Regions from separate parts of the Homo sapiens genome. Here region 2 is linked to region 1. Evidence: read pairs that join two places in POLR2A ChIA-PET (ENCODE). Cell type or tissue: B cell. All regions are shown on one strand. Each heading gives the region's core, and the rest is flanking DNA. Links, peaks and the distances in the headings are about the cores only. Region 1 overlaps GAPVD1 (GTPase activating protein and VPS9 domains 1). Region 2 holds the start of LOC105376276 (a long non-coding RNA gene).

Region 1 (15,956 bases), core at 7,030-9,529:
GAAAAAAATGCAATGCATATGAAAAGACAAAGTACAAAACACTTTATATACATTTATAATAACCTGCACAAAAAAAAAATCCTCAGGATTACAGAATCTCAATTTCAACGTATTTCAAAAACACATTAAGCATGTTTTAGAGAGTCAAGTTCTCCCCTGTGATAAATCTAAATGTGTTTACCAAGCAAGCACTCAGTTTGAACTGTGTTGCTACTCTTATCCTGTCATGAGTTTGTGGAAGATACTAAATTCAATGATTCACACGGACTCTGATAATCACAGAAAATTGCTTTCAAAATAACTCAACACAGAGTCTGAAAGCACCTGCCATCACAGTCTATGCTATCTAACAGAGCATTTTCCCTTAATGGACAGAAAATGCCCTAAACTAATTTTCCATTTGACATTCTTAGCAATGTGATCACCTCATCTTTGTCAAATGTATAACTGGCTGGGCATGATGGCTCATGCCTGTAATTCCAGCACTTCGGGAGGCCAAGGTGGGCAGATCACCTGAGGTCAGTAGTTCAAGACCAGCCTGGCCAACATGGTGAAACCCTGTTTCTCTAAAAATACAAAAATTACCCGGCATGGTGGGGCATGTCTGTAATCCCAGCTACTCAGGAGGCTGAGGCGAGAAGACTGCTTGAACCCAGGAGGCAGAGGTTGCAGTAAGTTGGGATCGCGCCACAGCACTCCAGCCTGGGTAAAAGAGCAAGACTCCATCTCCATTAAAAAAAAAAAAAAAGTGTATTTGACAAAATATACATAATACAGAGTTGGGATACCTTGCATTTAATTAAAACTTCTGTATAAATGAAAAAGCAAACAATGACAGCATACTAACCTGAGTCACTTGGCAATACCTCTACACTCCAAGCTTCACTTGTTGTCTCTGATATGGTAGAACCAGTGCAGGGGTCAAGAAGCACTGACCCTGAACCTGGGAGGCACAGCAAACTGCCTAACATGTTCTCTGCTGCAGCACCTGTATAACCAGTGGGAAGCAAAGGGTTAACAAAGATCCTGGAGGAAAGTGCAGTGATAGTGGAGAAAAGCCAAACACTAGCTAACAAAATCTCCTGGCTGGGCGCGGTGGCTCACACCTGTAATCCCAGCACTTTGGGAGGCTGAGGCAGGCAGATCACTTGAGGCCAGGAGTTCAACACCAGCCTGGCCAACATGGCGAAACCCCGTCTCTACTGAAAATACAAAAATTAGCCAGGTATGGTGGCGTGCACCGGTAGTCTCAGCTACTTGGGAAGCTGAGGCACAAGAACCCGGGAGGCAGAGGTTGCAGGGGGTGCAGAGACTGCAGTGAGCCGAGGTCATGCCATTGCCCTCCAACCTGGTCAATGTGAGTGAGACCCTGTCTCAAAAATAAAAATGGCCGTGTCATTTTGGGACTTTGTCTCAAAAAAAAAAAAAAAACCACCAAATTCCTCTCTACCTACAAGAAAGAGGCCAAAGTAAGAATAACTTCAATCAAGCACACCACTAAAAACACAAGTTCCTACTTTGGTCACAATGGCACAATACCCTTTTCACCAGTTTCCTCCAGTTCACCTTTGACTCTCCATAGAGAAAACACACATCATTAAGTCAAGTAATTTCAACAGCTTTAGCTTTGATTTCTCAGCAAATTTTACAGGGGTCCTTAATATCGTTCTAAAATTTATAGCCCTACAAAGATTAAAAACACTGAGAGTTTAACCACAGAATGTTATGCTGGCCAAATATTTTTTCTTCCAGCATATTAGTCACTATTCAGGGCAATAAGATACATTCACAGGAAAATACACATCTTCATAGCACTCACTCAACTGCAAATACAGCTTATTGCGCAAATACAGCTAACTGCCAAGAACAATACCACTTTGGCATCTGGAACAAAGTAATGTAAAACCAATTAAGAAATCTATTTACACCTCTCCCTCTCCCTCTCCCTCTCCCCACGGTCTCCCTCTCATGCGGAGCCGAAGCTGGACTGTACTGCTGCCATCTTGGCTCACTGCAACCTCCCTGCCTGATTCTCCTGCCTCAGCCTGCCGAGTGCCTGCGACTGCAGGCACGCGCCGCCACGCCTGACTGGTTTTGGTGGAGACGGGGTTTCACTGTGTTGGCCGGGCGGTCTCCAGCCCCTAACCGCGAGTGATCCGCCAGCCTCGGCCTCCCGAGGTGAGCCCCCCTGCCCGGCCAGCCGCCCCGTCCGGGAGGGAGGTGGGGGGGGGGTCAGCCCCCTGCCCGGCCAGCCGCCTCGTCCGGGAGGTGAGGGGCGCCTCTGCCCGGCCGCCCCTACTGGGAAGTGAGGAGCCCCTCTGCCCGGCCACCACCCCGTCTGGGAGGTGTGCCCAACAGCTCATTGAGAACGGGCCAGGATGACAATGGCGGCTTTGTGGAATAGAAAGGCGGGAAAGGTGGGGAAAAGATTGAGAAATCGGATGGTTGCCCTGTCTGTGTAGAAAGAAGTAGACATGGGAGACTTTTCATTTTGTTCTGCACTAAGAAAAATTCTTCTGCCTTGGGATCCTGTTGATCTGTGACCTTACCCCCAACCCTGTGCTCTCTGAAACATGTGCTGTGTCCACTCAGGGTTAAATGGATTAAGGGCAGTGCAAGATGTGCTTTGTTAAACAGATGCTTGAAGGCAGCATGCTCCTTAAGAGTCATCACCACTCCCTAATCTCAAGTAATCAGGGACACAAACACTGCGGAAGGCCGCAGGGTCCTCTGCCTAGGAAAACCAGAGACCTTTGTTCACTTGTTTATCTGCTGACCTTCCCTCCACTATTGTCCCATGACCCTGCCAAATCCCCCTCTGTGAGAAACACCCAAGAATTATCAATAAAAAAATAAATTTAAAAAAAAAAAAAAAAAGAAATCTATTTGCACTACTTAAAAATACAAATCGAAAGTATTAAACATTATTATACGTCTGTGTTAAAAACACTGAAGTTCAAAAGGCTTCACTACTTTGGATTAAACCTAATAAAAGAATAATTCTACTTCAGGGCATGAAAAAAAATTAGAAAAAAAGTTACTAATAAAAGTTACCTTTTAAAGCTATATCATAAAATAATTAGAAATAAAATAATGTCTGGAACTTGCCTAAACATAATGAGGGGAGAGAAGAGGGTAGTGGATAGGAGAACAGATGAAAGAAAGCTGGCCATGTGGGTCTAACTCCTGAAACTGAGTGATGGGTACACTGGGTTCATGATACCACCATCTCTTGTATTTGTTTAAAATGTTCCATGATTTAGGCCGGGAGCAATGGCTCATGACTGTAATCCCAGCACTTTGGGAGGCCGAGGCGGATGGATCACTTGAGGTCAGGAGTTCGAGACCAGCCTGGCCAATATGGTGAAACCCCGTCTCTACTAAAAATACAAAAATTATCTGGGTGTGGTGGTGGGCACCTGCAGTCCCAGCTACTCGGGAGGCTGAGGCAGGAGAATCACTTAAACCAGGGAGGCAGAGGTTGCAGTGAGCTGAGATCGCACCACTGCAACTCCAGCCTGGGCGACAGAGTAAGACTCTATCTTAAATTAAAAAAACAAAAACAAAAAAAAACCTATTGGTTACTATGCTCACTACCTGGGTGGCAAAATCATCTGTACACCAAACCCCAGCAACATACAATTTGCTCTAACAATTTCCCATGTAACAAATCTGCACATGTACCCCCTGAACCTAAAATAAAAGTTGAAGAAAAATAAACATATCAATAAATTTTCCATGATTTAAAAACAAAATGAAGATGAGGGTTACAAGACTATATATCTTTCAGAACTCATAAAACAGTATCCAAAAAGGAGCGAATTTTAGTGTATATACATAGCACCTGAATAAACTTCACATTAAAAAAAAAGAAGGCAGGAGGATCACTTGAGCTCATTAGTTCAAGACCAGCCTGAGCAACAAAGCGAAATCCTGTCTCTATTTGAAAATAAATAAAAATGTAAGAAGAAGAAAAAGAAAAACCTGGTTACCCTTAGGAACTGAATTAACTCTTCCAGAAGTGAATTCATTTTTTTAGAGAACAGCAGTATCATATTGTTGTGAAAGATTTTATGGCTATAATCTATAAGAATTTTCATCTTAAGGTTAGGTGTTTGGCTTCAAACAGAGAATATACTAATTAGAGACAGACTAAGAACTTATACTATGCCCTGCAAACAACACTTGACCAGAAGCTAATTCAAAACACTGGTTTTTCTTTCTTTCTTTTTTTTTTTTGGGCAGCTGGGAGGAGGATGGGTAAGGGGTGGGATTAAATGTAGAAAGGAAAAACACTAGTTATATTTAAGTAAAGAAAAAAGTACCCAAATGCCTTGTTCCATACAGTTATAACAGTTTCCCAGATGGTGCTAACACACACAATGTTTGTCAGGGCACTGGTGCTCCCTCCCATGAAAGGTTGGTGGATTTGAATAACTAAACCGTGATATTTCAGAGACATTAAATGGCAGTTACCTGCAATTTCTTGCAAGCGATCTTCATCAATATTAGGGTCAAAGTCACTTCCCAAGACGTCTGTACTCCAGGTCTCACTCACTGTTTCTGATATGTCCCTATCATCTGTTAATCCCATCATGTCACGAATTTCAAACTTCCTTAGCTTATCATCAAGGTTATCCTGTGTTGTAGCTATCAAAAACAAAATTAAGCACTTTTAAAATAGTAGCACAGCTATGACTTTTTAATCAACTTTAAAGAATTTTATCTCCATGTTGGTCAGGCTGGTCTCGAACTCCCAATCTCAGGTGATCCGCCCGCCTCGGCCTCCCAAAGTGCTGGGATTACAGGCGTGAGCCACTGTGCCTGGCCTATCAATTCACTTCTTAATCTAGCATTTTGCATATGCCAACCACCTATCTCAGAATCTCCCAGGAAGTTTGCTAAAGAGGTGACATTTGTTCAACTTCTTTCATAAGCTCATATGAAAGTTCCTCCTCCACTTATGCAATGGCCTCCAGTGGATAACTGAAGCTTCGGATCGTACCAAATCCTATATATTCCATGCTGTTTTCATCTGATAAGCAGTGACTAATAGGCAGGTAGTGTATATGTGGATACACTGAACTAAGGAATGATTCATGTCCTGGATGTGATAGAGTGAGACTGTGTGAGATTTCATCACATTATTCAGAATGGCACAGAATTTAAAGCTTATGAATTATTTCTGAAATTTTCCATTTAATATTTTTGCACCAAGTTTGCCCATGGGTAACTGAAGCCATGGAAGGTGAAACCATGGATAAGGAGGTACTACTTTATTACTTGAGTTTTCTCTGCTGCTTGCAACAAACTTAATCCTAATTAATACACTGATAAACAAATCCAGTAAAATACAGCATTACTTTTTTCAAGCCACACACACTCCAATGACAATACTCTTTTTCTTTCTAAAAACTGACTTCTTTTTTAGAAGTAAGACTTGGGAAATGGAATTTTTAAAAAGCTAACCAGGTAATTCTTATGCATGCTAAAATCACTGTGTCAAACCTAGTTGAGGGCATCATCTTTTTTTTTTTTTTTTTTTTGAGATGGAGTCTCGCTCTGTCGCCCAGGCTGGAGTGCAGTGGTGTGATCTCTGCTCACTAAGCTCTGCCTCCCGGGTTCAGGCCATTCTCCTGCCTCAGCCTCCCGAGTAGCTGGGACTACAAGCGCCTGCCACCATGCCCAGCTAATTTTTTGTATTTTTAGTAGAGACAGGGTTTCACCGTGTCAGCCAGGATGGTCTTGATCTCCTGACCTCATGATCCGCCTGTCTTGGCCTCCCAAAGTGCTAGGGATTACAGGTATGAGCCACCGCACCCGGCCCATCTTTTTTTTTTTCAATCAGAGTCTCACTCTGTCGCCCAGGCTAGAGTGCAGTGGTGCGATCTCAGCTCACTGCAACCCCTGCCTCCCAGGTTCAAGCGATTCTCGTGCCTCAGCCTTCTGAGTAGCTGGGATTACAGGTGCTCACCACCTCACCTGGCTAATTTTTGTATTTTTAGTAGAGATGGGGTTTCACTATGTTGGCCAGACTGGTCTCAAATTCCTGACCTCAAATGATCTACCTGCCTCAGCCTCCCAAAGTGCTGGGATTACAGGCACGAGCCACTGTACCTGGCCAAGGGCATCATCTTAAATGAACAAATCCAAAAAACTCTTTCAACTTAATCTTCCTAAGGCACCTCACTTCCTCATCTTCACTGAACCAAAAGCCTTCAGTGGCTTCCAGCTTACTACTAAAATACTGATATCCTTCTTTCCACAACAGGGATCCACCTACTTTTTAATCCTTACCTCACTCCATTTCCCTAACTGATACCTGAAAAAGTACTATGGCTTCCCACCTCTTTGACTTGCTTATGCTTGTCCTTCACCTAGAATGACCTATCTCCAACTTCTGCCAAGGCAATGCCAGCCAGCCCTCAAGGCTAATATTTTCTTCCAATAAACTTTCCCTATACTTTCTTTTTTTTGAGACGGAGTTTTACTCTTTTTGCCCAGCCTGTTGTGCAATGCCACGATCTTGGCTCACCGCAACCTCCGCCTCCTGGGTTCAAGCGATTCTCCTGCCTCAGCCTCCCGAGTAGCTGGGATTACAGGCATGTGCCACCACCCTGGCTAATTTTGTATTTTCAGTAGAGACGGGCTTTCTCCATGTTGGTCAGGCTGGTCTTGAACTCCCGACCTCAGGTGATCCACCCGCCTCAGCCACCCAAAGTGCTGGGATTACAGGTGTGAGCCACCGGGCCCAGCAGCTTTCCCTATACTTTCAACCATATGTATCTCTCACTCAGAACTGCCAAATACTTTCATGATACTTTAAATCAATTGTGTACTATTCTTTCCCTATTCTAAGTTCCTTGAGCCTTGAGTATTTACATTGTATCCCTAAAATATTACATAATTAAAATATCAAATATTACTGAATTTCAAGTAATTTATATTAATTTATTAAGCCTAAACAATCCACTTACCAACTAAATAGATTTTGAAGAACTGAAGGAATGATGAATAAATGTTAAGTTTAATGGTGATTTAATCTCTTACTGAACCAAGCCAACTTAATGAAAACACACTGCTCATCTTGCAATCAGGTAAATTCTTTGCTACTTAGGCAACTGTGTTCAACTTCACTTTACCTTGCTCATGTTCTAACAGCTGTAGAGCTTCAACTCCATTACTGCCAGAAGGTCCTGCTCCAAGTTCTGACACAGACTCTCCTTCTAGGTCTAGGGAGGACACTGAATTGGAGCGATTTGAAGGACCTAGAGAAATGTTTATAGTGTGAGCAATCTTTTTAAAACAGTCATGAGCCACCACACAATTTTTCATGCCTTGATAAAAGACTAACAACTGATTAAAGTGTTTTTAATACTTTTTATACCTTAAAAAAACACATGCCCTTTGAGAAATTCTGCTTCTAGGAATTTATCCTAAGGTGCTAATAACAAATTAATCTGCTGGGTGCAATGCCTCATGCCTGTAATCCCAGTACTTTGGGAGGCTGAGGTGGGTGGATCATGAGGTCAGGAGATCGAGACCATCCTGGCTAACATGGTGAAACCCAGCCTCTACTAAAAATATAAAAATTTAGCCAGGCGTGGTGGCGGGCACCTGTAGTACCAGCTACTCAGGAGGCTGAGGCAGGAGAATGGCGTGAACCCGGGAGGCAGAGCTTGCAGTGGGCCGAGATCGCGCCACTGCACTCCAGCCTGGGCGACAGAGCGAGACTCCATCTCAAAAAACAAAACAAAACACAACACAACAAAACAAAACAAAAAATATAAAAATTAGCCGGCCTGATGGCACATGCCTGTAATCTCAGCTACTTAGGAGGCTGAGGCAGGGGAATTGCTTGAACCCGGGAGGCAAAGGTTGCAGTGAGCTGAGATCGCATCATTGCACTCCAGCCTGGGCAACAAAAGTGAGACTCCATCTCAAAAAATAATAATAATAATTAATCTAAAGTTGCTTGTTATAGAGCTTTTTCTTCTTTTTTTTTTTTTTTTTTAGAGAGAGTCTCGCTCTATCGTCCAAGCTGGAATGCAGTGGCACCATCTTGGCTCACTGCAACCTCCGCCTCCCTGGTTCAAGCAATTCTCCTGCCTCAGTCTCCCGAGTAGCTGGGACTACAGGCACACGCTGCCACACCCAGCTAATTTGTTGTATTTTAGTAGAGATGGGGTTTCACCGTGTTGCCCAGGCTGGTCTCAAACTCCTGAGCTCAGTGAATCCACCCACCTCGGCATCCCAAAGTGCTGGGATTAGAGGCATGAGCCACTTCGCCCAGCCCAGAAGTTATTATGTCCAAAAAGTGGAAGAAATCTATAGATTTAATCACAGAAGAAAGTTGAAAAAAATTATGATATGCCATGTGAGGTTAAGGAAAACAGCCATAAAAACCATGTTATTTAAGAATGTTAAATTACAAAGGGAAATGTTAATGCCATATTATTAAATTACAAAAGGTTACAAAACAGGATAAACCTAATTTTGCTGTGAATAATCTAAAACGTCAACTGCTATCAACAAAATTTTGAGATTATAGGTGATTCTATTTCTCTGTTTTGTAGAATGAACATACATTACATGTCATTTTTTTGGAAAAGTCAGATTAAAATATGAAGTTATTATATTTTAGGTTTCTTTTTAAATGTCAGTAAATTTGAACTATTGTCTTTAAATAAAAAAAAACCCGGGGCCAGGCGCGGTGGCTCACGCCTGTAATCCCAGCACTTTGGGAGGCTGAGGTGGGCGGATCACGAGGTCAGGAGATCGAGACCATCCTGGCTAACACGGTGAAACCCCGTCTCTACTAAAAATACAAAAAATTAGCCAGGCGTGGTGGCGGGTGCCTGTAGTCCCAACTATGCAGGAGGCTGAGGCAGGAGAATGGCGTGAACCCGGGAGGCGGAGCTTGCAGTGAGCCGAGATTGCGACACTGCACTCCAGCCTGGGCAACGAACGAGACTCTGTCTCAAAAAAAAAAAATTGGTACTAGTAGGCAAAATGACATATTCTCATTTCACAATCTTGGCTTTGAATTTTCTTTTTAATACCTATTTCCATTGTCTTCTGCTTCATAAAGGTATGTGTGAGTGTGAGTAAAGGAATACAGAACATTTAAGAGTATGTGCAACATATTGAAATACTAGTAAGTCCATTTTTTCCCGTTTCGACATGCATGATATCCTTCTAAAGGAGCTCTATAAGCTTTGGTATATATTAATACTGCAGAAACAGAACTTGCTGTTATTCTATTTAAGTCTGAATAAAGACATATCTTCTCCATTTTATATGACCAAAGGCATCTTGCAATTTTAATTTTATTCAGGAAACAATCTTTACAGCCAACTGTTCAGGCTCATTAGAGGAAATCTTCATTAGTCTCCTCAGTGAGAAGCACAGATGGTATAATTATAATTTATAAGCTCCTTTAAAAAACACAAAACAAACTATTAATTGAACCACACAACTCCTTGAATGAAGTAACCCTTCACCTTCAGATATTCCTTCCAGATTATCACTGCAGAGGGAAAAGCGCAAGGTTTTATCAGGTTTACCATGGAGTTTGTTTTCATCAACAGGGACATCTCCTTGTCCTCCATCCGAAAGCTGCATGTTTAGGACCTAAAAAATAAAATGTCAATTTTGGTTTATCAATGGAAAGATTACTGATAAGGAAACAAACCACAGCAAATGCATATTTAACTCCTTAATCTTAAATTATCAATTTTTAACTACAAACCTATTTAGAAGGTCTGTCAAGCTTTTAAATACCTGTGGAATAAAAGTATATAAATTAAAGCAGCTGAAGCCATGCCTTTCCATTACCCTACGAGTGTTACAGATAGAACAGGCAACCAGACTACCAGATGAGTAGTGGTGAGAATTATACAAATCAGAAGTCTTTGGTGTCAGCACGCTGGTCCTTCTAATTCTGTCATGTGTCAACTATGTAACCTTGGATAGGCAAGTTATTGAAATTCTCTAAGCCTCAGTTTCTTCATCTATAAAATGGTGACAGTAACAGTATGTATGCCATGTAATTGTTGAGAATTAAGTAAAAAGATGCACATAAAACAGTTGTCATGTCACGTATTAAATTTGCAAAATTTAAAGAAAGTAAATCAACAAGGCTGGGCGCAGAGGATCACGCCTGTAATCTCAGCACTTTGGGAGGCCAGGGCAGGCAGATCACGAGGTCAGGAGATCGAGACCATGCTGGCTAACATGGTGAAACCCCATCTCTACTAAACTACAAAAAAAATTAGCCGGGCTTGGTGGTGGGTGCCTGTAGTCCCAGCTACTCGGGAGGCTGAGGCAGAAGAATGGCGTGAACCTGGGAGGCGGAGCTTGCAGTGAGCCGAGATCGCGCCACTGCACTCTAGCCTGGGCGATACAGTGAGACTCCATCTCAAAAAAATAAAAATAAAAAATCAATAAATAAAATTTTTAAACATACTAAATTTGCAAAATTTAAATAAAATTTAAAGTAAATAAAAGTAAATAAATTCAACTAGAAGAAAACGTGTAATCATGTTATTTTGTAGGCATCAAGATTTAATCCATCTAGTCTGAACGTCCACTTGATCACAACATACATACAGGGCCACAAAAGTCCACACCAGAAACTAAAGTATGACTTCACAGACATCTCCAGCTTAGACTGATGGCCTTTTTATATGCTTTCCATTTGCCAGATGACTTCCAAATAACATAACTACATCTCACTACTCCCTACAAGCCTCACAACTCAGCTTTGTGTGTATATCTCCACCTTAATGAAGAATTAAGTGCTTTGTTGAAAGTCACATAGCATGTTTTAGGTACACCTTGGACTTGAACTCAGAGGCCTTGGCTCCCTTGGCTGTTGCTGAAATATGAAGGAAGAATAGTACCCTCACTTACAAAGAAAAAAACTTACCACAAAAAATGAAAAATATGTGAGGCGATACAGGTTATTTAGCTTGATTCAGCCATTCCACAATGTATATCAAAACATGTATACCATAAATAGATACAATTTTGTCAGCTAAAAGATAAATGATTTTTAAACAGAAAGAAAAAAAAAATTCTTGGTTGCTGTTTTGGCTCTGAGTAAATTAAAGGTTTTGAAATGGTTTTATACATTTACACATGATGCCTTTAAATACAGGTTTTTTGGCTGGGAGCGGTGGCGGCTCATGCCTGTAACCCCAGCACTCTGGGAGGTCAAGGCCGGTGGATCACCTGAGGTCAGGAGTTCAACCTGGGCAACGTGGCAAAATCCCATCTCTACTAAAAATACAAAATCAACCAGGTGTGGTGGTGTACGCCTGTAATTCCAGCTACTTGGGAGGCTGAGACAGGAGAATCGCTTGAACCCGGGAGGTGGAGGTTGCAATGAGCTGAGATTGCACCACTGCACTCCAGCCTGGGTGACAGAGCAAGACTGCATCTCAAAAAAAAAAAAAAAAAAGTTTTTTTTTCCCTATTTGCTTGAAATTAATAGACATAGGCCAGGCGTCGTGGCACACACCTGTAATCCCAGCTGCTCAGGAGGCTGGAGAATCACTTGAACCTGGGAAGTGGAGGTTGCAGTGAGCTGTGATTGCACCACTGCACTCCAGCCTGGGTGACAGAGGGAGATTCCATCTCAAAAAAAAAAATTAAATACACATAAAATTTTTATTAAAAAAAATTTTTTTAAGATGGAACTCATTCTGTCGCCCAGGCTGGAGTGCAGTGGTGCAATGATGGCTCACCACAGCCTTGAACCCCTAGGCACAGGCAATCCTCCTGTTTTAGCCTCCTGAGTAGCTGGGACTACAGGTACACACCACCAAGCCCAGCTAATTTTTTTCATTTTAGTTCTTCGTATTATTATTATTATTATTATATTTTTGAGACAGAGTCTCAATCTTTCACCTAGGCTGGAGTGCAATGGCATGATCTTGACTCACTGCCACCTCCACCTCCCAGTTTCAAGCGATTCTCCTGTCTCAGCCTCCCAAGTAGCTGGGATTACAGGCATGTGCCACCACACCCGGCTAATTTTTGTATTTTTAGTAAAGATGGGGTTTCACCATGTTGGCCAGGCTGGTCTCAAACTCCTGACCTCAAGTGATCTGCCTGCTTCGGCCTCCCAAAGTTCTGGGATTACAGGTGTGAGCCACTGCGCCTGGCCTATTTATTATTAAGACAGGGTCTCGCCAAGTTGCCCAGGCTGGTCTTGAAGTCCTGGACCCAAGGATCCTTCTGCCTCAGCCTCCCAAAGCGCTGGGATTACAGGTGTGAGCCACCATCCCTGGAAATTTTTTTATTTTTGTAGAGACAAGGTCTTACTATGTTGCCCAGGCTGGTCTTGAACTTCTGGTTTCAAGCAATCCTCTCACCTCAGCCTCCCAAAATACTGGGATTACAGGCATGAGCCACCATAACTGGCCAACATAAATATTTTAAATTAGATAACTTAAACTATTCACCATAGTGAGTGATGTGAAACTAAAACATCAGGAGAAAAATCATTTCAAGGTCTGGAGATTCACGTGAATTAACAGAAAAGGGATTATATAACACAATGAAGATATTTTTTCCAAATCATATCCAAAGGCAAGCAATTTTGAGACGCCATACAGAAAGCCACTGTACAAAGTCAGTCACACTGGAGTATAAAATACAAAATACACACTGGAGTATAAAATACGAAAATCTAATTTCATGCTTCTAAATCAGAGCATCTGCAAACTCTGGATTAAACTAAAACCACAGAATCTGAGTGCTAAAAAAACTTTAGCTGGCCACAGTGGCTCACGCCTCTAATCCCAACACTTTGGGAGGCTGAGGTGGGCAGATCACCTGAGGTCAGGAGTTTGAGAGCAACCTGGCCAACATAAAGTGAAACCCTGTCTCTACTAAAAATACAAAAATTAGCTGGGCATAGTGGCATATGCCTGTGGTCCCAGCTACTAGGGAAGCTGAGGCAGGAGAATCACTTGAACAGGGGAGGCGGAGGCTGCAGTGAGAGCGGCCTCCCAAAGTGCTGGGTGTATCTTCTTAATGACTATTTATCAACATATAATGTCTTTGTCTTTTGTAATCTTTCTGCTCCTGAGACTAGATAATCTCAATTGATCCATCTTCAAGTTCACTGATTTTTCTGCCTGTACAAATCTGCTGTTGAACCCCTCTAGTGTATTTTTCATTCCAGTTATTATACTTTTCAACTCCAGAATTTCTATATGGTTCCTTCTGTAATTTCTACCCCTTTATTGATATCTTCTATTTGGTGAGACCTTGTTCTCTTGGTTTTCTTTAGTTCTTTGTCCGTGGTTTCCATAGCTCTTTAAGTATATTAAAAAAAAAATTGATTTAAAGTCTTGAGTAAGTCCAATGTCTGTGCTTCATCAAGGCCATTTTCTTTCTTTTCTTTCTTTTCTTTTTTTTTTTTTTTTTGAGACAGAGTTTCGCTCTTGTTGCCCTGGCTGGAGTACAACAGCACAATCTCAGCTCACCATAACCTCTACATCCCAAGTTCAAGCGATTCTCCTACCTCAGCCTCCCGAGTAACTGGGATTACAGGCATGTGCCACCAGGCCTGGCTAATTTTGTATTTTTAGTAGAGACAGGGTTTCTCCATGTTGCTCAGGCTGGTCTCAAACTCCCAACTTCAGGTGATCCACCCACCTCAGCCTCCCAGAGTGCTGGGATTACAGGCGTGAGCCACCGCCCGGCCATCAAGGACGTTTTCTTTTTTTTTTTTTGAGACAGAGTCTCGCTGTATTGCCCAGGCTAGAGTGCAATGGCGCAATCTTGGCTCACTGCAACCTCCGCCTCCCAGGTTCAAGCGATTCTCCTGCCTCAGCCTCCTGAGTAGCTGATATTACAGGTGCACACCACCACGCCTGGCTAATTTTTGTATTTTTAGTCGAGACGGGGTTTCACCATGTTGGTCAGGCTGGTCTCGAACTCCTGACCTCATGAACAGCCCACCTTCGCCTCCCAAAGTGCTGGGATTACGGCCATGAACCACTGCGCCTGGCCCATCAAGGACATTTTCTATTAACTTTTTTCCTGTGAAAGGGCCATATTTTTGTTTCTTTATATGCCTCATAAGTTTTGCTGAAAAGCAGACATTTTAAATATTATAAAGTGATCATTAAAAAGTCAGGAAACAACAGATGCTGGAGAGAATGTGGAGAAACAGGAACACTTTCACACTGTTGGTGGGAGTGTAAATTAGTTCAACTGTTATGGAAGACAGTGTGGCAATTCCTCAAGGATCTAGAACCAGAAATACCATCTGACCCAGCAATCCCATTACTGGGTGTATATACCCAAAGGATTATAAATCATTCTACTATAAAGACACATGCACACATACGTTTATTGAAGCACTATTCACAATAGCAAAGACTTGGAACCAACCCAAATGCCCATCAACAATAGACTGGATAATGAAAACGTGGCACATATACACCATGGAATACTATGCAGCCATAAAAAAGGATTAGTTCATGTCCTTTGCAGGGATACATGTGCCATAGTGGTTTGCAGCAATAAAAAAGGATTAGTTCATGTCCTTTGCAGGGATACAGATGAAGCTGGAAACCATCATTCTCAGCAAACTAATGCAGGAACAGAAAACCAAACACCGCATGTTCTCCCTCATAAGTGGGAGTTGAACAATGAGAATACATGGACACAGGGAGGGGAACATCATACACTGGGGCCTGTCGCAGGGGTAGGGGGTTAGGGGAGGGATATCATTAGGAGAAATATCTAATGTAGATCTATGGCACATGTATACCTATGTAACAAACCTGCACGTTCTGCACATGTATCCCAGAACTTATAGTATAATAAAAAAATTAAAATAAAAAATAAACAAATAAATGTTACAAAGTGGCAATTCTGGAAATCAGATTATATACCCTTAACCCCTAGTTGGTTGTTGCTGCTTGTTGTAGTGACTATTTAATGATCTCTCTAAATTTTCTGTCATGTGTGGCCTCTGAAGTTTCTGTTCTGTTAGCTTAGTGGTGAGCACGTGATTTGGCAGATTTAACACCTGGAATAACAAAACAAAACATTTCCAAGTCTTTGAAGATTGGCTCTGTTTTGGGGAACTTCAACACTTAGCCAGGCAGTTTGCAACTGTACCTTAGCCTTCACTTCCTACTTGGGTTCAGCCTGAAGGTTACCCAGCAGTGAGAGCTTGGATCTTCTAGGGTCTTTCCTGAGCACATGACCAGCCCTGGGTATGTGTACAACCTGGTAGATTCCCCAGAACACGTGGGAGCTTTTCAAAGCCTTTGTGCCCCCTGGTGTCTCCTTCCCAAGCCTCTTCCTTCATAAGCATTTGGATCTGTATGCGGATTGCCCTGACTGTTATCCCTTAATGCAAGCAGAAGCAACTAATATATCTGCTTTTCAATACTTTTGACAAATGCCACCTGTGTAGCTGCCTCGGCCCTGGGAAAGATCAGAGGCAGGCAAAACAAAGCCAAGCCTTTGAGACGATCTTTCAGGACCTACCAGACAGATCAAAATACACAACCATGCTGCTTTCAGAATAAGGTCCACATTCCTCCCTCAAGTACCAGCACACTGCACAGTAATATAAGCTGTCTTCAAAGCAGCCACTGGGCTGGGGGTTGAAGATGGTAACAGGGTAGGATCACAGAGCTCTCTTAACAAAATTCAGCAGTCTTTTTCTTCATTAAGCATTCCTTTGTTGTTAAAAGTTTTTTATTAGATTCCAGAGTTCCAAATAAGTTGATTCTGACAGTTTTTGCCAGCTTATTTGTGTGTGTGTGTGGAGGATGGAGTTTCGAAGATTGTTGGTCTTCTTCCCTATGGGGTATCATGTCATAGTCCCAAACACAGCTTTACCAACCACCATCACTTTATCAATCACTAAAACTGGCCTCTTCTTTCTAGCCCATTTTCTTGAATAACAAGCAATCACT
Region 2 (8,196 bases), core at 4,592-7,091, 1.2 Mb before region 1:
GTTGACAAATATGGCCAGCAGGGAGTGAGTTAGCGTTTGGTGGAAAACATTTGTTTCCACAGTGATTTGGGGCACCCTGAGCTTGAGCTGTGGTTATATTCACAAGGTTGTGGTGAGTAATCTCCAGCTATGATATAGAATTACAAATGTGAGAAGTGCAGTTTTGCAGAACAATAGGGCCTGGCAGGGGCTTCAGAAATCATCTAATGCGGCCGCTCCATTTCACACTCGGGGTTAAGGTAAGGAACTTGACTTATCCAGGGTCACAGAGGCAGTGGCAATTCTAGGAATTTATCCTACAGATATTACCCACTGGTGTGTGCAAATGATACTCATCACGGCACTGTTTATAAGGGCAGAAGATGTGAAACCACCTAACCAAACGCCCATCATAGGAGATTCGGTAAACAATTATGGTATATAGGCAGAATCATGTGAAATTGCCTTTTTTTTTTTTTTTTTTGCTGGTCAAAAATGGTTGAATATGAACAATCCCATAGGGGCCAATGTACTCCTTCTATTGAATGGAATGACGTGTAGTCTTCAAAGGAACGAGATGGAGAACTCTCCCAAGATATATTATTAAATGAAAAAAGCAAGCTGCAGAACAGCGTACCTGTTATGCTCCATATCTGTTTTTACAAAAAGAGACATAGCCACATTGGCTGGTATAAGCCTCCACTCGAGAAGGAGAGACAAATTGTCCGCGGTGGCTGCCGGGGGAGGGAACAGGCAGCTGAGGTGGGGATGATGTGAGGCTGATTTTTCACTTTATAGCTTCTGTACCTTCCAAATGTTACACTAGGTGTGTGCATGGCAGACAAGACATCAATTCCAATGTAAAACAAAGATCCGGATTTCAGTAGAGCCCTCATTACTAGGGGTTAAATGCTCAGCCAACTGTGTGGTCTGACAATTCTGGGCTTCAAGTCATTTCATCTCACGGAGCCTCAGTTTTCTCATCTGTCAAGTGGGGGTAATGATAGTGTTGACTTTTTAGAGTGGAAGTGACAGTTTCCTTGAGATACGAATGAGAAAGGCTTGGCATTGTGGCACAAAGTAAATGTTACATGTTATTATAAACGACACATAAATCATAACACACACATGCGCGCACATCAATCCTTACATTGACCCGTTTAGCATTTTGGTTTTCTTGGAAGAGTCTTAAAAATAGCTGTGTGTGTTCGGAGACAGGAGTCGAGATTGCTGAGTGTTACGTTTGCTGGGGGGACCGTGTTGCTGTTGCAGTGATGGCTGCCCACGCTGAATTTATAGGGTGGGTCTGATGATTTTTTTCTGAATCAGTAAATGGTCTTCCGCATGTCTATGTACACAGGCAGGTGAACTAATAGAATTAAGCTTATTGGTTTAATTCCTCTGGGCCCCCTTGGCGAGTGGAGAGCAGCTGGATGAATATTTTAATTAAGCTCTGACACCCAGAAGTCAAAGTCCTGGAGTGGTCCCATTGGGCAAGGTCTCTCGGTTTGGGGTTTAATCAAGTTCGGCTTCAGAGTTCAAATTTCTTCCTGGACAGAAATATGTCATTAGGCGTCCAAGATTTCCACTGGAAAAAAAAAATACAACTTGACTATATTTTCTCTAGAGAATGACACCATGATTCGATTAGCCCTTTTTCCTTGACATTTTGCCCACTTTATTAACTTCTGCTTTGCTTTTAAGCAGGCAACTACTGTTTTACTTCCCTGAAGAAGCTCATAATATTATAATTCAAGTGTCAGGACAGATTAGGTTAAACGAACTGTGTAATTCCCGAAGGAAAACAAACTTCAAAACGGACGAGGTTTGCCTTGTCACATGTCATGGATTGCATTAGCGGGGAACGACGAGTCTATCACCTAATGTGCTAATGTTGGCTCAAGTGTTCCCCACTCTGCAAGGTGAGAAATGACTTAGCTAACAAAACATTTAGTTTTCCCCTCTTTGCATTCTTTCTTTATGAGATTCCGAATGTGACATTTTCACCAAAAAATCTCTGTGCTTATTTGTGAAAAATGTATATTAAAACCAAAACCCATCAAATGGAAAGAAATCACAGATGGTTTTATTCACAAGCAGTAGAATTAATGGCCTCTCTTCTCTTTATAAATATTAGAAGCAGATGAGTTCATTACGCTCTCACCCTAATAAAGAAAACCTGCTTGATTTTGACAAGACATCGACTTATCTAACACATCTACTAAATAACAAAGCCACTTCCCGCCCGTTAAAACACGGCTCGAAAACACCAGCTTTACCTGGACTGATTCTAAATTAATGAAAAACACTCCAAAGACAGCAAACGAAGTGGGGCGCGGGGGATGGAATTCAAGAGATTTTTGAAAATGTGACTGATTTTGAAAAGAGAGGGTTTTGAAATGTTTACTTTGTGGTGGTTTGAAATTTTTACATCTTTCAACAAAGCGGGCAGAGAAGTGAAACCATCTGAAAGGGCTTTTGAAAAGAGCGATTCAGCACAAGTTGGATGAAGCTGCGGTTCCTTTATCTCGGTGAATCTGTGGACATCGTGCAGGGGAGGCCCGGCCCCTGGTCCCACTCCTCCCCAGTGCGGCAGCCTCAGCCACGGCTTCAAAGCGCCGTTGGCTGAGCATCCTGGGAGGGAATCGGACACCTCGCCCTGGGGCCGCGCGGCTCGCTAGTTCCTATTCCTGAGCCCTGCAGCCTGATGTAGTCATCTCCTTGGTCATGGGAGTCCGGGGTATTTCTGTTTGTGCCGCTTTCAGCACTTGTTAAGAAAGAAGTGGGAGGCTTATGTGAAACTGCGAAAGATGGTTTTTCTCTCCAGAGCCACGGCATTTGGGGCCTCAGCTTATCCATCATTGCAAAGATTGTTCAGAGAAATGGAATGAGTCAGCCCTGCCCAGAGGGGAAGGAAAATGAAGCATGCATGGAGCCTCTGTCCCGGGCCCTTCTTGGCTGGGCTCCCGTGGAAGGGCGTGGGCTCCTTAGCCTGAAAGCTGCCCAGGGAATGTCTTTGGGGAGGGAAGCCACACAGTTTAAGAAAAATGGCACATCAGCATGGCTTTGGTCCCTTATTCTACCATTCAGGACTCTCAACCAGGATTCCATCCCACACTTTCCCACCCTAAGACCAATAGCGGGCTTACACCGCAGAGATCAGACACCTGCACTCAAGTGTCATGGTTGGGGGCGGGAGTGGTGGTCAAAGCTGAAACACTATTTCTAAGCAGCTCCTTAAAAGTGAACCAAGCCCGGTACCTCCACATCGTCCCAGGAACCTGCATCTTTCTTGCTGTTCTGTGCTCTCTTCCTCCAAGTGAGGGTCTATGAATTCTCTGACAGGCCCAGGTGGAGTTCCGAACCGTGAGATCATCCGAGTCCTTCCTTCATGCCTCAGTTTCACATGTAGCCAACTTCTGGGGAGATTTTTGAGGAAGCAACAAGTTTGAGCCAAGACCCCATGATTGAAATTCTCCAATAAATCCCTCCCAGCTGAGCCCTAAGGGGCTGTAGTTGCTTCAGCAAGCAGGGACGGCAGGAAGGGGGGCGGTGGGGGGGGGGTGTTGCAGACTTCAAACAGGACCTGGAGTGGTGGGGGTGGCGGGGGATTGTGCCGGGAGAGGAGGCCACCGAGCCAGGGCTCAGAGTTAATTAGCCTGCATGGTGGCACCTCTACGCACAGCTCTCTCCCTAGGCAAGCATCAGCAACTCGGCTTCTTTGCCGACATGGCCTCTCATTTAGAGCCAAGTCTGGAAGAGTAGGAGACTCGAACCACATTTAGAATGAACGTTTGCGGCCCTTGGAAGGCCCCAGCCTGGGGGTACTCTGCCCTCCCACCAGGAGTTCTGAGGGAGCTGAGGTTGTGTTCAAAAGCCTTGCAAACATCAAGTGTGGATTGTCTTCAGGCACTAGGCTGTGTCTATCACCTGAGTGACGGGACCATCATCTCCCCCATTTTACAGATGAGAAAAGTGAGGCTCAGAGAGGCAAAGCCACCGGCTCAAGGGCATATTGTGGTGGTAAGGGGAATCCAGGTTGGAATTCATATCCTCTAGTTTACGCCACTGGCTGGAGATGGGGACCTAGCCAGAGACCAGCAGAGGACAGTTGGCCCTGAGTACACGGCCCTCACCTCAGCCCTGACCCCTCGCACTGTCCGTGACATTCAATCAGGTGCCGGTGATGTCTGGCCCAGCAGTTGGGGCAGGGCCTCCCCAGCTTCCCGGCGACAAATGGTTCTCATTTGAAAGGGAGGTTATAAAAACACATGCCCAAAGACACTGTCAGGGAACTGAGGATTAATCTCATTTCAGTCAAAGACCATTTCAAATATTTTTCTGGGGGGGAGTGGGGGCGGCACAGCCCTGGCTGGGAAGGAAGTCAGAGTTGCTGGCGTGCCCCTCAGGTCGGCGGGTTTGAAGGCGGCTGAGATGCCGGCTGGTGGGGGCCAGGGTCACTCCGTACCTAGTAAGGCAGAGTCTGACAGAGGAACGAGGCTTTGCTCCACGAGTCCCCAAGGCTGGCTTTGCGGGAGGCCTACACTCTGGCGTGGACGCTCACACTGCGTTCAATATGTTGGCTGTGTTTCAGGGCAGTTTAAGTTGCCAAAAGGAAGGGAAGGATTAGGCGCCTGGGACATTTTCATTTTCTGGATGGTGTCAAAAAGCGGAGTGTTTTTGCCGTGTGGCTCAACCAGAGCGGGCCCTGAAGGGCAGCCAGGGGAGGGGCACTGCCGCCAAGCCTCCTGCCCAGACACCTGTGGCTGCACAGCGAGTCCCCCACTCCAGCCAGGGACTGGAGGGAGCACCCACTCTAAGCCACCAGCTCCCAAACTGGGGGGCCTGGGTCCCTAAATGGCAACCCGTGGGATTTGGGGCACAGGCTTGGGACTGCAGGTGGGGCCTCTGCTGAGCGGGCATAACCCCAATAGCTCCATTTACTGAGAGCTCAGGGGGTGCCCAGCAGCGTGGGCCAAGCTCATCGTATTATACAATGGCCCTCTGAGGGGAGGACTTTTCTTATCCCCATTTTACAGCGGGGGAAGTTGAGGTTCAGGGAGGGGCGCAGGTGGCTTGCCTAAGGACTGGAAGCTGGGCAATAGTGATACATCTTTAACTTTCTCAGAAACCTTTTAAAGGAGGGACTGTTGACCTTCCCATTTTCCGGATGTGAATGTTGAGGCTCCTGATGTGACTGCCCAAGCCCACCCTTTAGGGGCGGGTGGAGCTGGGGGGCTTGCTCGGGCCTCTCCAGTCGACCCGCATTCCCGACCAAAGCGAGCGCGGCTGGGCCCGGCCCCGCAGTCTATGGGAGCCACCCCAGGTCCACGAGGTCCGGACGCCGCAGGGGGTGGGAGGCCGGCGGGGCGCTGCGGGGACTTGCGCGGCGGGCTAGCCTCCTTCCAAACACACGTCCGTAGCGCGGTGCCGAGGGATTGATTTGCCTCCAGTCCGCGGAGCTCCGCCTCGTGTGTGCTGGGGTCCGAGCATCCCCAGTGCGCGGCCGGGGCGTTCCCGCAGGGCCCAGCGAGGGCCGGGGAGCCGGGCGCCCCCGCGCGGCCGGACCGCGTGAGAACCCGTGTTTGGGGGCGGAGCGCAGGGCGGGGTCCCGGGCGGGCGGCACGGTGGGAGGGGCCTCGTGCAGGCGGCTCTGGAGGTCCACCCTGCTGGGCAACCTAGAAAGGGAGGTGCCAGAACCCTTGGGTTCCAGGGGAGAAAGCAGGCCAGAGACCTCCTGGGGCCCTCTCGCTGGGCAATGGAACTCCAAGGGGCTTTGCCTCGCTGCGAAGTGCCTCTTCCTGGGCCTGCGGGAGGTGAGGTGGTCTTGGCCCCTGCCAGGACCCACCCTAGGGAGCGCCCCCCAGTCAGTGAGGTGGGGTGCTGGAGACCTGGCCCGACATCATCCCTCTTCCTCAGCGGGAAGCTCTCTTGAGCTAACTGGGGCTGGTGCTTAGCCTGGAAGCAGATTGCTAGCGTGCTCCTGAGTCTCTGCACAAGGCCAGGGGACAGGTAGGGGGAGGAAGCTCACACGACCTCAGACCCTCAGTCTCCCTTCCTGCCCGTGGAGGGGCCTGGTGGGGCTTCCCCGTGGCCAAACGCCCTCTGCTGCATCCCCCACCCCTGCCGTGTGCCTTGCCCCAGGCCAAGTATGTAATGGGTTTGCTCAATTCCTCCTCCAGAAAGCCCTGGTTGCTGCTGGCTGCTGTTATCCCAGAGCCCCAGGGGCACATCAAGGGAGGTGACTAAGCTGGGCCCTGAACTGGGCCTGTCTCACCTCATGAGCCATCCTCACCTTAACCCCACAGGACAGGACACCTCCTTCCAGGTGTGCATAATCCAGGCCGCGCCAGGAGCGGCACTGGAGTTGGACATGCCTGGGCTGGAGGCCCTGAGGTGCCCCTGTCTGACTGTGTGCTTCTGAGCACTCTCTGGAGCCTCAGTTTCCTTATCTGCTAAATGGGCCATCCCTAACTTCAGGACTGTGGTGATGACACACAGAAGGCTACCCCTGCTGTCCTCTGTAAACGTTTGCTGATGCCCAGTGAACAATGAAATACCTCCCCCCTTGACATTTGCTTACCTTCCCTGGGAAACACATCCTAGTCCAGCCCCCTCTAGAGCTCAGGGCATACCTTGCCTCCTCCAGAAACCCTTCCTCACTCATCTTCCAGGGAAGGTACTGGCAGGAAAAAAAGCCAAACATTTTTTTTAAAGGGTTTGGGAGGATAGGCAAAGATTTTTAAACGAGACACAGAAAGAACGATCATAGAGGAAAAGGTTGAAAATTGGACTATGTTTTTTTTTTTTTTTTTTTTTTTTTTTGAGACGGAGTTTCGCTCTTGTTGCCCAGGCTGGAGTGCAATGTCGCGATCTTGGCTTACCACAACCTCTGCCTCCCAGGTTCAAGCGATTCTCCTGCCTTAGCCTCCCGAGTAGCGGGGATTACAGGCATGGCCACCACGCCCAGCTAATTTTGTATTTTTAGTAGAGACGGGGTTTCTCCATGTTGGTCAAGCTGGTCTCGAACTCCCAACCTCAGGTGATCCACCCACCTCAGCCTCCCAAAGTGTCGGGATTACAGGTGTGAGCCACTGTGCCAGGGTATTTAGTTTTCTTATACCAATTTTGACATTTTATATTTTTCCAGATATATGGTAATTAATACATGGTTACTAATAATATTCCTGTTAACTGTTATATCTGCAGTTATCTTTTGTTTTAATTCTTATTTGCCTCTTCTTTCTCCTTGTCTGAAGTTTGTCTCTTTTAGTCTTTTCAAAGAACCAAATTTTGACTTTGTTCATAATTTCTGTTTGCTTGATTTCATCGATTCTTTTTATCATTATTTCCTATTTCTTTGCACTTACTTGTTGCTCTTTTCCTATCTTCTTCAGTTAAAAGCGTAGCTTGTTTATGTTCAATCTTTCTTGCTTTTGGATAAATTTAAACTGTAAATTTCATTGTCTACCGTTTCAATCGTGTCCCACAATTTTTTTATTTTTATTTTTTAGAGATGGGGTTTCTGTCATCCAGGAGAGTGGAGTGCAGTGGTGCAATCATAGCTCACTGTAACCTAAAACTCCTGGGCTTAAGCAGTCCTCCTGCCTCAGCCTTCCAAGTAGCTGGTACTACAGGAGCACACCACCATGCCTGGCTATTTTTTTTTTTTTTGAATTTTTTTGTAGAGACAGGATCTCACTATGTTGCCCAGGCTGGTCTCAAACTCCTGGCCTCAACTGATCCTCCTGCCTTGGCCTCCTGGAGTACTGGGATTACAGTACATGTGAACCACCATGCTTGGCCTCCCACAAATTTTGATATGTAGTGATTTCATTATTATTTTCCTCTAAGATGTTAATAATTTCCCTTATGGCTTCCTCTTATTTAATTGTAGTGCATTTTCCAATCATGTGTGGTTTTAAAAAGCTATCATTTTGCTTTACATTTCTTATTTTTTCATTGTATGATCAGAGATGGTTTTAGATATGACGTTGGCTCTTTGGAAATTATTGAGGTTTGTTTAGTGGCTTAGTTCTTAGTTGATTCTGAAAGGATATGGGATCTATGCCAGGTTGAAAGTTCTCTGCTTGTTAATCAGGTTATTCAAACATTTTATATCTTTGCTCATATTTTGGCAATTTGACTACAGTTTCTGAGAGAGGTGTGTTAAAATCTTCAAGTGCAATTACTGGCTTATCTGTTTTTGTCTCTCTA

What was found. ChIA-PET counts read pairs that join two places held together with the same protein. Peaks named below come from ENCODE experiments on the same cell type or tissue, not always from the same donor. Only the 100,000 strongest peaks of a DNase experiment are listed, where the experiment ranks them.
Region 2: POLR2A ChIA-PET joins it to region 1 with 5 read pairs; 2 of 35 experiments call an interaction of 5 or more read pairs at or near these places.

What each region holds. Positions count from the first base shown.
Region 1 is chr9:125,315,110-125,331,065 of GRCh38, reverse strand. GAPVD1 (GTPase activating protein and VPS9 domains 1) reads right to left here. Exons shown (of 28, transcript NM_001282680.3): 10 at 9,504-9,633; 11 at 7,143-7,268; 12 at 4,477-4,650; 13 at 848-988. Among named protein-coding and RNA genes, the nearest start is that of GAPVD1, 61 kb to the right of the region's middle. In B cell, for the core only: no CTCF peak of the experiment used is centred there; no DNase peak of the experiment used is centred there.
Region 2 is chr9:126,511,726-126,519,921 of GRCh38, reverse strand. LOC105376276 (a long non-coding RNA gene) reads right to left here and starts at 3,461. Exons shown (of 2, transcript XR_930358.4): 1 at 3,241-3,461; 2 at 1-1,567. RefSeq lists enhancers at 1-251, 2,732-2,821 and a silencer at 5,497-5,556. In B cell, for the core only: a CTCF peak has its summit at 5,542 (motif pointing left); a DNase peak (open chromatin) is centred at 5,561; H3K4me3 peaks cover 733 bases; H3K27me3 peaks cover 1,863 bases.